Regions from separate parts of the Mus musculus genome. Here region 1 is linked to region 2. Evidence: chromatin contacts called from ENCODE POLR2A ChIA-PET data. All regions are on one chromosome and are shown on one strand. Each heading gives the region's core, a stretch centred on a gene start or an enhancer-like site at or near the end of the contact. The rest is flanking DNA. Distances are from core to core; before and after follow the strand shown.

What was found. ChIA-PET counts read pairs that join two places held with the same protein, here RNA polymerase II (POLR2A).
Region 1: POLR2A ChIA-PET joins it to region 2 with 27 read pairs in Patski. The contact joins the promoter of Rpl4 here to the promoter of Lctl in region 2. POLR2A ChIA-PET finds 5 or more read pairs at or near these places in 3 of 5 experiments (Patski and embryonic stem cell).

What each region holds. Positions count from the first base shown.
Region 1 is chr9:64,170,962-64,176,453 of GRCm38, reverse strand. It overlaps Rpl4 (ribosomal protein L4), which reads right to left and starts at 3,067. Exons shown (of 10, transcript NM_024212.4): 1 at 3,021-3,067; 2 at 1,459-1,630; 3 at 1,154-1,260; 4 at 732-870; 5 at 238-362. The coding sequence starts at 3,023. It overlaps Zwilch (zwilch kinetochore protein), which reads left to right and starts at 3,523. Exons shown (of 19, transcript NM_026507.4): 1 at 3,523-3,636. The coding sequence starts at 3,563. Gm23344 (a small nucleolar RNA gene) reads right to left here and starts at 1,406; the gene lies at 1,339-1,406. It overlaps Snord16a (small nucleolar RNA, C/D box 16A), which reads right to left and starts at 1,022; the gene lies at 932-1,022. It also overlaps Gm22571.
Region 2 is chr9:64,113,955-64,119,556 of GRCm38, reverse strand. It overlaps Lctl (lactase-like), which reads right to left and starts at 2,410. Exons shown (of 14, transcript NM_145835.2): 1 at 2,257-2,410; 2 at 1,709-1,942; 3 at 614-777; 4 at 42-129. The coding sequence starts at 1,823.

The DNA.
Region 1 (5,492 bases), core at 1,818-4,317, 56 kb before region 2:
CAAAAAAGTATTTACATGTCCATCTTCCTTTAAATACTACAAAACGCCATCTACACTGGATAGGTTACCTATAGGGAACTTGGGTTAACGCAACCACCCCTATCTTTGCTACTTTGGCTCTTTGAAAGGAAGTTTCTATATCCAATAAAAACTGAAGCCACCCACCCATTAAACCTCAACTTATCCTTTGAATCCAAATCTGCCAGTATGGAAGATCAGTGTATATGGTGAGCTTACCTTTTTGATGTCATTCCAAGCTTTGAGTTTCTTGAGCAGCTGAACAGCCTCCTTGGTCTTCTTGTAACCTTCAACCTTATCTTCAACCACCAGCGGCAGCTCAGGAACCTCCTCAATACGATGACCTAACAAAACCAATTTAATACTTAACAGCAAAGTCTCATCTTTCCCCCCAGAAACACTGTTCCAGAACTCAAAAGATACTGTCTCTGCTTTCAGTGGCAGATGTCTCACTTTGCACCACACCTCAAAATAAACCATCATGCAATTTGCGCCAAATCAGAATTTCCACTAATATCATGCGTTTCAGAAACACGGACCATTAAGTGGAATTTCATCATTTTGACAGTCAAGAACATTATAAGAATGTGATAAGAGCCTACTATGTTGATGTAAGCATAAGTGACTTTAGCAGGCAGAGAGAAACAGAATTCATGAAAGCAATTTACTTAGGTACAAGTTAAAACTAAATGTCACATATCAAAGCATCAGACCTTTAGACATCACCAAAGCTGGTAAGGCCGAGGCAGCCAGGGCAGAACAGATGGCATATCGTTTTTGGGTTGTATTCACTCTGCGGTGCCAACGACGCCAGGTTTTGGTTGGTGCAAACATGCGTCCCCCACGACACATCTGTTTTCTTTGTCAAGAATTAACATCTTTTTCAAATTTAGAAAATTAACAAGATTACTACTTGCTCAGTAACAATGTTCGTCAACCTTCTGAACCAGCATACTGACAGCAGGCAACTGTCGCTGTGAACAGAGTAAGACGCAAATTACGACATCACTGCAAGTTCCCAGCCAAACATCTCCAGATTTTTGTCTAGAGAGACTCTAGTATGTTTAAACATGATTCAAATATTAATTAGCCTAAGTCCAGTTGGTCAGTTGCCAAGAGCACTAATCAAGGATACATTTCCAAAGGCACCCTGGCCAGATCGGTGGGTCCCACCACCTCGAACTCTTGGAATTCGAGCCACAGCTCTGCCAGTACCCCAAGACTCAGCACTGGTCTGATGACCTAAAATTGGGAAGAACAAAAGGTTTAGGAACTAACTCATAACAAACCCATGACTTAAAACTAATGCATGATAAAGGCAGTATCAGAATAGCCAAGGAAAATCATGTAGTTCAGAAACACGGACCAATGGAATCTCATCATTTACTGCAAAGGAGCCCTGGAAAGTATATAACCATGATGACGAATGCAAATCCATACCTGCCAATTCACTGACGGCATAGGGCTGTCTGTTGTTTTTCCTCAAGTTGGTGTGAACGAAGTTCACAATATCTGGTCGAATGGGAGCTTTGAACACAGCTGGCAAAGTGACATTCTTGCCAGATGACTCTCCCTTTTCGGAGTACACCGATATGAGGGGACGGGCACAAGCCTTGGAAGGAATAAAAAAAGTAACTAAAACAGAGGAAGTACCATCTCCTGTATTTGAAACCTAGATTTTAAAGCCCACATTATTAGTACTTGCAAACAGATATGACTCCCTGGGGACTAGGAAGGCAGGTGTTAACTGTGTGAGACAGGAAATACAATGCCAATAAAACCATATAATGTTATAATAATAATAATGGATTCACTTAAAAATAATCAAGAGTACTTATATTGACAACATTGGAGACACATTCATCCCATAATTAAATGTCAAGAGCTTGATATCTGGAGACAAATATGTAAATACAGAAGTAAAAGTCCCAATATTTGAGGCCATATACAGGCCAATCTGTGGAATCAGTTTGAGGCAAGTATTGCTTTGCAGGAGACCCCAAATTCAAGCAACACAGTAAACCACCACTGGGTTTATCATTTCAATAGTTTTACAGCAAAAGGACAACCTGAAAATCTATCAATTTTAATGAGAAACAAACTTGGAAGCAACATTATAAAAACTGTTCATAGATACTGTTTAATGAGGACATGTTAAATTAATTCTACCCTCACCAACTTCAGCAAAGCTGGCCTGCTCATTTATCCAATGTTCCAGACCCCTTCAAATTCAGAAACGTTTTGATACTCTGAAAGACTCTTAACTGAGGATTCCACCAGCACTTAGGTCTGACCTATTTCCCATGTGCCCTTCCAGATACTATACCATCTCTTCTACTATACCCCCCTTTAAGTCGTCTCACAATAGGACAACCTATCTAGTCGGTTTAACGATGAATCTAACAGTCTCCAAATTACTGTGGTCAGAACAACCTTAATCCATCTACAGATAAACATTCGTGGTAAAACAATATACTAATTACTACTGAAAACTCGCTTAAGATTCAAAGGTCTAGATTACATCATATAAAGTAACGAAGACATGCATTTCCAGAAATTGTCTTAAAGAGGTGAAGGCAATCTTCCTGGAAAGCATAAATTCAGATATCCTTCAGCCCTTTTCTTTGAAGACAATTTCTCCGGACTGAAAGCACATGACCCGCCACGGCCTGTGCGGAGTTGTCATCGGACGATCTCGAACCCCTGACAAGTCTCTGGCATCAAAACGCTCGGCTTCCAGCAACCCTGCTTAGAACTAAGCAAAGCTTAGAACTAAGAAAAGCTAAGATCCCAAAGGTTCCTCTACCATCCACCTGGCGCTGTTGCCCACGTTGCCTCTAAGATGGCTGCCTCAGCGCCCACAACTCAGCTCCGGCCAGAAAAGGTGCTAGGTTTCCTTTCCCTCGTCTCCTCTCTGCAGATTCCATGTTCTGAACCTTCGCCCTCCTCTATAGCCGCCCCCCAGACCAGGGGGAAGCCCAGTGTAGAAGACCTCCACTCACCATGACGGGGAGAGGAGAAGGCCACGCTCCTCTCTACCCGGCTGCTCCCACAGGAAAAGGAAAGACTTGTCACTTGTACTCTATATATCCTTCCACTCGTCTTCCGCATCCTGCCCCTTATCAAAATCAAATTAGAGACACGATCTATCTTTCTGCTACATGTAAAAATTTCAAAAGGTAATATTATTGCGTGACGTGTGTTAAAATTATGTATTCATTTTTTTTAAAGTTAAAAAGAGTGATTAGAAAGGAGGGACTCTTTTTCGCGGAATAATTCGTAACTCGTCACAACTCTCGCGAGAATTATCTTTCTCCTCATCCCGCCCACCCTCATCATAACATCTCTTTTAGTCCATTTTTTCCCCCCTAACAGAAATGGGAGACTTTTGGAATAGTAAATTGAGGGGATGCTCTACTAAATTAAAGCAATGTGTTAGCGTTGAGTACAAACCGAACTTAAAGCGTGAAGTAGTTCCGGCGGGGCGGGGTCATGGCCTCTGACGTCATTGTCTGGGCGCGCAGTTCAGTTTAACTTCTTAGCAATGGACGGAGGCCACGGCGGTATGTGGTCGCGAATGAACCGCGCGGCGGAGGAGTTTTATGCTCGTCTCCGGCAGTGAGTTGTGGTTGGGGAATGGGATGGTACTTGTCCCTCCCCTGCCGGTGGTGTTTGCCACAGCTGGCTGCCGGCTTTCCTGGACCTGGGATGTGAGAGGCAGCCAGGGCTCTGCGGAGGCCTAGGCTACTGCCGGCCTCCGGAGAAAACACCCGAGCTTACCCAAGGGAGGCAAGATGGCAAAGCAGTGTACGGATTGGACTGATGTACACGCTTCTAAGTAGAGGCTCCTGGGACACAGAGAGCTAGATGTCATCGGGCCTCAAGCTCAGAAACGGACAGAATCCGCATCGACCCTCCTCGGCAGCCTCCTGATGCCGAGATGAGAGGCGTGAGCCGTGCCACAAATTCACTGTGTTCCCTCAGTGAAATTCTGTCAACTTCTACATCCTGTGTGAAAATCTAAGTCAGCGACTCACATCAGAATCACCCACAGGGTTGCCAAAATATACATTGACTGGCTCAGCCTCTGAGATTTTTGATTTCGTAGGCCTGATGTGAAGACAAAAAACTTTAATTCTAGGTGCAAGGTGTTGCTAGTTGGGTATAGCCCATTAGTCTCTAAATGCTATCATTTTTAACTGCCATTATTGCCCCTCCTGTTTACAAAAGCAGTAATAATTTTTCACTACTACAGGAAAAGAACTAATGTGCTTTTGTTTTTTAAGATAGTTTCAGAGCCCGGCGTGGTGGCGCACGCCTTTAATCCCAGCACTCGGGAGGCAGAGGCAGGCGAAGTTCGAGGCCAGCCTGGTCTAGAGAGTGAGTTCCAGGACAGCCAGAGCTATACAGAGAAACCCTGTCTCGAAAAATCAAAAAAAAAAAAAAAAAAAAAAAAAATAGTGTCTCTGTGTAACCCTGTCTGTCTTGGAACTCAATCTGTAGAGTAGGCTGGCCTGGAACTCAGAGATCCGGCCGCCTCAGCCCTCAGAGTGCTGGGGGTCAAAGGCGGGAGCCACCACTGCCCAGCTAAAACTAGTGGGTTTTAGTGGTTGGGTTTTTGTTGTTGTGTTGTGTTTGTTTTTTTTTGTTTTTTTTTTTTTTGAGACAGGGTTTCTCTGTGTAGCACTGGTTGTCCTGGAACTCACTCTGTAGACCAGGCTGGCCTTGAACTCAGAAATTCACCTGCCTCTGCCTCCCTAGTGCTACGAATAAAAGCATGAGCCACCACGCCCAACAAAACTGATGTTTTTAAAGAAGCTAATGTCTTTGAGCTCAGGAACTTGAGTTGTTTTTAACTGTTGTGGTATTTTGCCATGGTGTTAAGTACTTTATTGTTTTAAACCCAAGATCTCTGAGTTTGGACTTGTAAACATCGTGGCCCGGTGTCCAATGTGCTGTCCTTACAGGCATGTACCATTATGCCCAGCTTTTGAGGTTCTGGAAATGGCTTCACACATTTTAGGCAAGCACTGTTATTCCCGAGTTATGTTCTCAGCTTCTATGGTTGTTTTATGTCTGTTTTATCACCTCCATTGATACAAATTTATTTAGATCCTTTATGCTTACTAATTCTTTCCTGGATGTTTTCATCTTTCCATGCATAAACTCTAGAAGTTTTCACTTACTGTATCCCTCTCCGTGCCTACTGAAGTTTCTTGGTGATCTCCAGGGCTTCACCACAAACCTAGGAAGAAATTACCATTCTTGCCGATGTGGCATTTAACTCCAGAATTCTTCAAGTTAAGAGTCCTAAACTTAAAAGACCAGCCAGCTTCTTTCTTTTCATCTTTCCCAGACTCCCAGCCACTTCTGTTGTTTTAATTCTTCGCTGAGGATCAGAGGTGGGGGTCTTGTGCATGCTAGACAAGTCTCGTTCTTGCCCATCTCCAGTGTTCTGTTTTGGGCCATAATCA
Region 2 (5,602 bases), core at 1,161-3,660:
CTGATCCCCACAGAGCCTGGGGAGGGACTGTTATCACTCACCTCTGACCCCCGTGGGCAGGAGCCGCGGCCAAGACAGGGAAAATCGGTAGTGGCTGACTTGTAGTTCCTTCAGCAGGGCAATGTCCTCCTGTATAGATAGGGTGGGGAAGCAGGGATAGGTCACCTGGGCTATGAGGGAGCAGGAGACAAGTCTTGGGGGCCTCAAGGATGTCCTCTAAAATGACGATACTATGAGTTCCGGCTCCACACTGGGCAATGTGATCACATACAGAAGTCCATGCAAGATTGTCTGTAAACTTGAAGGAGAACAGGGGATCTGAGAGTGAGCTGCCCCATGCCCTCCTGCAGGTTTTGGGGCCAAGTCACTGTTTGTTGTTGTTGTTGTTGTTGTTGTTGTTGTTGTTTTGGCACCTGGTTGCTGGCCCTTCTCATTTTTCCTCTTCCTACACCCTGGCACTCCCAGCCTCATCCACCACTGCCTCGCGCTCTCTTGGGCTGTGCTGGGTACAGTTTGTTTAGCAGAACATCAGGTTGATATTGTCAGTGAGATGCCCCCATATGCCACTCACCACCTCTCAGGCAGGATGGCACACACAACCCCCTTCACGCACCTGAACTTTATAGTAGCTGTCACAGGCTGTGTCTGCTGTGTCACCTCCTAGCACCTGTTCCTTTCTGCCATGTGTGAAGGCATCCCAGATGCTGGGCCCTTTCCCATCCTCGTCCCATGCACCTTCTGTCTGGTAGGCAGAACTGCCCACGCCCCAGGAGAAGCCTGTAGAGAGAGATCCCACACCAGGCCCTGGACCACCACTCCAACTTCACCTACATTGGGAACTCTATGGTGGCCAGGCTCAGGGTGCCCTGCCCCAGCTCCCTGGAATAGGAATGTAGGGGACAGGGAGAGGGAAGATACAGAATTAAAAACATTTTTGTGTGCAATTACAGCTCTAATTAGCATCCATTGTCTGTAGATATTAATAGCTTGCTTTAGATTTTTATTTTTTATCAATTTGTGGGGGGTGTTGGGTAGGACGGCTGGTGAATACAGGTGTCTGAAGAGGCCAGAAGAGGATCCCGTGGAGTTGGAAATCCAGGCAGTTATGAGTTACCAGATGGATGTGGGTGCTGGGAACTGAACCCCACGCCTGTATAGGAGCAGTAAGCATTTTTAAAAAAGATTTATTGTTATATGTAAGTACTCTGTAGCTGTCTTCAGACACACCAGAAGAGGGTATCAGATCTCCACCATGGTTGTGAGCCACCATGTGCTGGGATTTGAACTCAGGACCTTCAGAAGAGCTGTCAGTGCTCTTAAGTGCTAAGCCATCTCTCCAGTCCTAAAATAAACATTCTTAACTGATGAATTCTAATTCTAGTAACTTTTAAAAAGTTTCTGGGTTGGGGATATAGCTCAATACCAAAGTACTTGCCTAGCATGGCCAAGACTTTAAGTTGGATTCTCAGCATTGCACAGACACAGGGATGGACAGACAATCCTCCCACCCTGGACTTCCATCTTTCTACCAGGGAATTTCCTTCTAGAACATTCACGTGGATGTTTTCCCCATCCTATGAGACAGGAAGCCAGAGCATCCAATTCCAATTCCTTGGCAAGTCAGCCAAGGTAGGAAGACCAATAGAGACTGACAAATGGATAGACAGACAGACAGTCTAAGGACAGAATAGTGGAGGAATGGACATACCGGGTGGAAAGGTTCCATAGTAGAAGGATGCCTCTTCTGGGGGTCCTCTCCAGGCAGTCCCTACCCTGGGCACCAGCAGGATCCACCCAAGGATGATGACCCACACTGGCTTCATGACACCTCACCTTCCTCCATGCCTAAGAGCCCCTGTCAGCTCAGGGACACAGGCCAGGAGGGAAAGGAAAGGGGCCACAGAGCGGCTTGCTTGGGCACACAGCAGCTGTGTGTGGGACCCTGCATTAAACAATGTGCAGAAGCTGAGCCAATGGGCCCAACTTCAAACTGGTTCCCATTCTGATCATGGTGTGTTGGAATGATGCAGCCCACACCTCTCAAGTAGCTCCTATCTAGTGGGGAACCTACTTCTGCCTCAGAAAGTGCCAGTCTGCTGGGGGAACCCCAAAACCTAGAGCACCCCTCAGCCTCTTACCTCCCAACTGTGTAGCCTGTATGGGGTGCTCTCCCTATCTAGGGCCCTCTGTCCTTAGCTGTCAGAAAGAGATCTCTTCCCACTGGGAACCCCTTTCTGATTAAGCCCACCAGCTTACCCAAGATGGTGTTCAGCCCTCGACACCCCCAGGGCCACTGTTGTCAGTTACCAGTCTCTCTGAATGACTCCTGGGCCCCACACTCCCCACCAAAGCAGAACCTACAGGCATGGAATCCTCTAGTCAGGGGTGTGATCTGTGGCCTGACACCAACAAAGAGTCTCAGTAATTCCACAGGGAGGGCACAGGCCAGAATGCTGAGCTGACCAAAAGCAATGGAGTCAGCAGTAGCCTGGCACTGGGCCTGGGCATCCAGCTGGCTCCTTCCCAAGGAAGAAGGGCGGCATCGGGGGAGGTGACCTCGTCCTCCCAGCTCCCTCTGGGCCTCACATGTAACCTTCAGCACAGTCCTGGGCATCCTGAGGAGGGGGTGTGGACTTGGGACCACTTGGGACTTGGGGTGATAATGTTTCAGTGTACCTTTCTTGCTGCCACGGGGGGGGGGGGGGATCTCTCAAGAAGGTGATGTTGGGTTTTCCACATAAGCCTCCTCTCCTCAGATTTCTCATCTTTTCCTCAGCTTCTCATTCTGCCATTGCTATCTGTGAAACTGTGTGAGTCAATTCTCCCACCTGGTTCCATCCCAAAGCAGCTCTGTTAGCAAAGAGCCTCCATCAGAGGCGCCTCCCCTCCTGATAATCCACTCAGCCTGAAGCCTCCTTTGCCTCCCCGAATGCGTCTCTCTCAGCCTCAGGCCTTCCCCCATTGTGGTTGGGCTTTTTCTATCCATTCTCCAAGTGTTCCCTAGGCCACCTCCTCCACCTTCGGGAAGTCCCTAGAGCTGCCTATCCCCAGCCCTCCAGCCTGCAATTCCATGTTACCAGTGAACTTGTCCCTGCCTCCTCTCAGAGCCCTGCTCCCCTGGGGTACAGAGGTATGCCTGCCCCTCCACCCAAGATCCCTAGAGTCAGAGAAGTCAACACTCAACAGTGTGGGGCAAAACGGAATTTTACAATTGCCATAAAAATGGCTAACACTGGCAGGCAGTGGTGGTGCACACCTTTAATCCCAGCACTTGGGAGGCAGAGGCAGGCGGATTTCTGAGTTCGAGGCCAGCCTGGTCTACTGAGTGAGTTCCAGGACAGCCAGGGCTACACAGAGAAACCCTGTCTCGAAAAACTTAAAAAGTGGCTAACACTGTGGATTAGTTAATCTTGTCAACTTGATAGTTCTTAGAGTCAACATGGAGACTAATCTTTGGCTGTGTCTGTTAGGAATTACCTATATAGGGTCAGTGTCAGAAGACCCGAAGTGAATGTGGGCAACACCATCCCATCTCTGCTTCCTGACTGCAGATGCCCGAGGCCAGCCACTTCCTGCTCCTTCCCGCCCCCCTTAGGTGTTCTGTCTCACCAACACGTCACTGAGACACTGACTGGGTGGACAACCACAACCTTCACAGATTGCTTTATTTAGTTCTAGTGTCTGAGTGAGGGAGTTGCAACAGCTTTGCCTTCTTCTTCTTTTTTTTTTTCCAAAAACAAGTTTTTATTAGATATTTTCTTCATTTACGTTTCAAACGCTATCCCAAAAGTTCCCTATACCCTCCCCCTCAGCTCTGCTTTTATTAAATCGTTTTTTAATGGTTTATGTTTGTTTTGTTTTGTTTTATTTTGTTTTTTTGGTTTTTCGAGACAGGGTTTCTCTGTGTAGCCTTGGCTGTCCTGGAACTCAGTTTGTAGACCAAGCTGGCCTCGAACTCAGAGCTCCACCTGCCTCTGCCTCCCAAGTGCTGGGATTAAAGGTGTGTGCCACCACGCCCAGCAATGGTTTATGTTTTACATGCATTGGTGTTTTGCCTGCATGTATGTCTATGTGAGGATGTCAGATACCTTAGAAATTGAGTTATAGACAGTTGTTAGCTGCCATGTGGGTGTTGGGAATTGATCCCAGGTCCTCTGGAAAAGCAGCCAGTGCTCTTAACCACAGAGATATTCCTCTAGCCCAAAACAGCTGTTTTGAGGTAGTCCCTCCTAGACATGACCTCTAGCCTTCAGGTCCACTCCACCCCATTGACTGCAGTCCTTCAGGCCCTCCCTCTGGTTGGTGTCCAGAGACAACAGCAAGGTAGATACCTGCACACTAAGGGGTCCAGTTGGGGGCTGAGACTGAATCTTCAGGCTCCCAGGTGTGTTTGGGGACCTGGTGGGCTAGGACTTCTTCTCTTTCCTTGTATTATTCCTGCAATGCCAGCTCAGGTCATGTTCACAACTGAGAGGGCCGTTGGGCATCTCTCCTAGTGACCATAGCCCCCATGGGCTATTTCTGTGGTACCCCCTTTCCAACCAGTGGGCTCTAGGCATGCTGTGTTCTAGGTTGACAGTGGCAGGAAACATACCACTTTAAGAGCTGATGTCATCTCTGAAAAATGTCCCTACCCAGGAGCCTGGGCCTCGTGTTTATGTTGGAAAGGCTGGTCAGCCAGCATGATGGGGCTGCCTGGGGTCTGAGGAGAGGCCTGGCTTTCATCCCACTGACTCCAGGCCTGGTTCTGGCTGGAAGGGGAGAAGGCCTGATAGCTGGGCCTCTCCTTGCTGCTCCCTGCCACACAAACACACACACACACACACACACACACACACACACACTCCGGTGGCTGTCTGAGGTCTGCATAGGGGTTAAAGTTCCTGATGTCCATGCTGGGCTGACAACAACGTGTGTCAAAAGACTGAGAGGCACTCTTGCCCTTCCAACCCCAGCTTCTTCCTCATTCTCATCAGCAAGGGACTGGGAAGCTGGCATCCACTGACCGTCCTGTCAGGGTCCGACTCGGCCTGCACTCTGTGACTGTGATGCTAACCCTCATCAAGGTGAAAGCTCTGGCTCTCAATCCGATGACACCACAGGTCCCCACCGGTCCCCAAGCACACACCATGTGGGAACCCATGCTGACCCAGCAGGAGTGAAATTATTCTAAAGAGAGATACTCGTGCCCCTCCCAGACCTGTGAAGTCTAGTGACAGTCAGAAAAAGTTTGTCTCCCAGAAAGAGATGTCACACAGTTCTGAGAAATGATAAGACCATTTTGTTAAGAGAAACTGGACCTGAGACAGTGATGGATCATAGGTGGGAAGGGTCTCCTCTTGACCAGGATTGCCCTTAACTATGTAACTATGACCTTCTACTTAAATATTTATTTGGCAGGCTGGAGAGACGGCTCAGTGGTTAAGAGGTTAAGAGGTCCTGAGTTCAATTTCCCAGCAACCACATGGTGGCTCATAACCATCTGGAATGGGATCCAATGACCTCTTTTTGTGTGTCTGAAGACAACTACAATGTACTCATATACATAAAATAAATAATCCTTTTTAAAAAGATTTATTTGGCACACACGCATGTGTGTGTG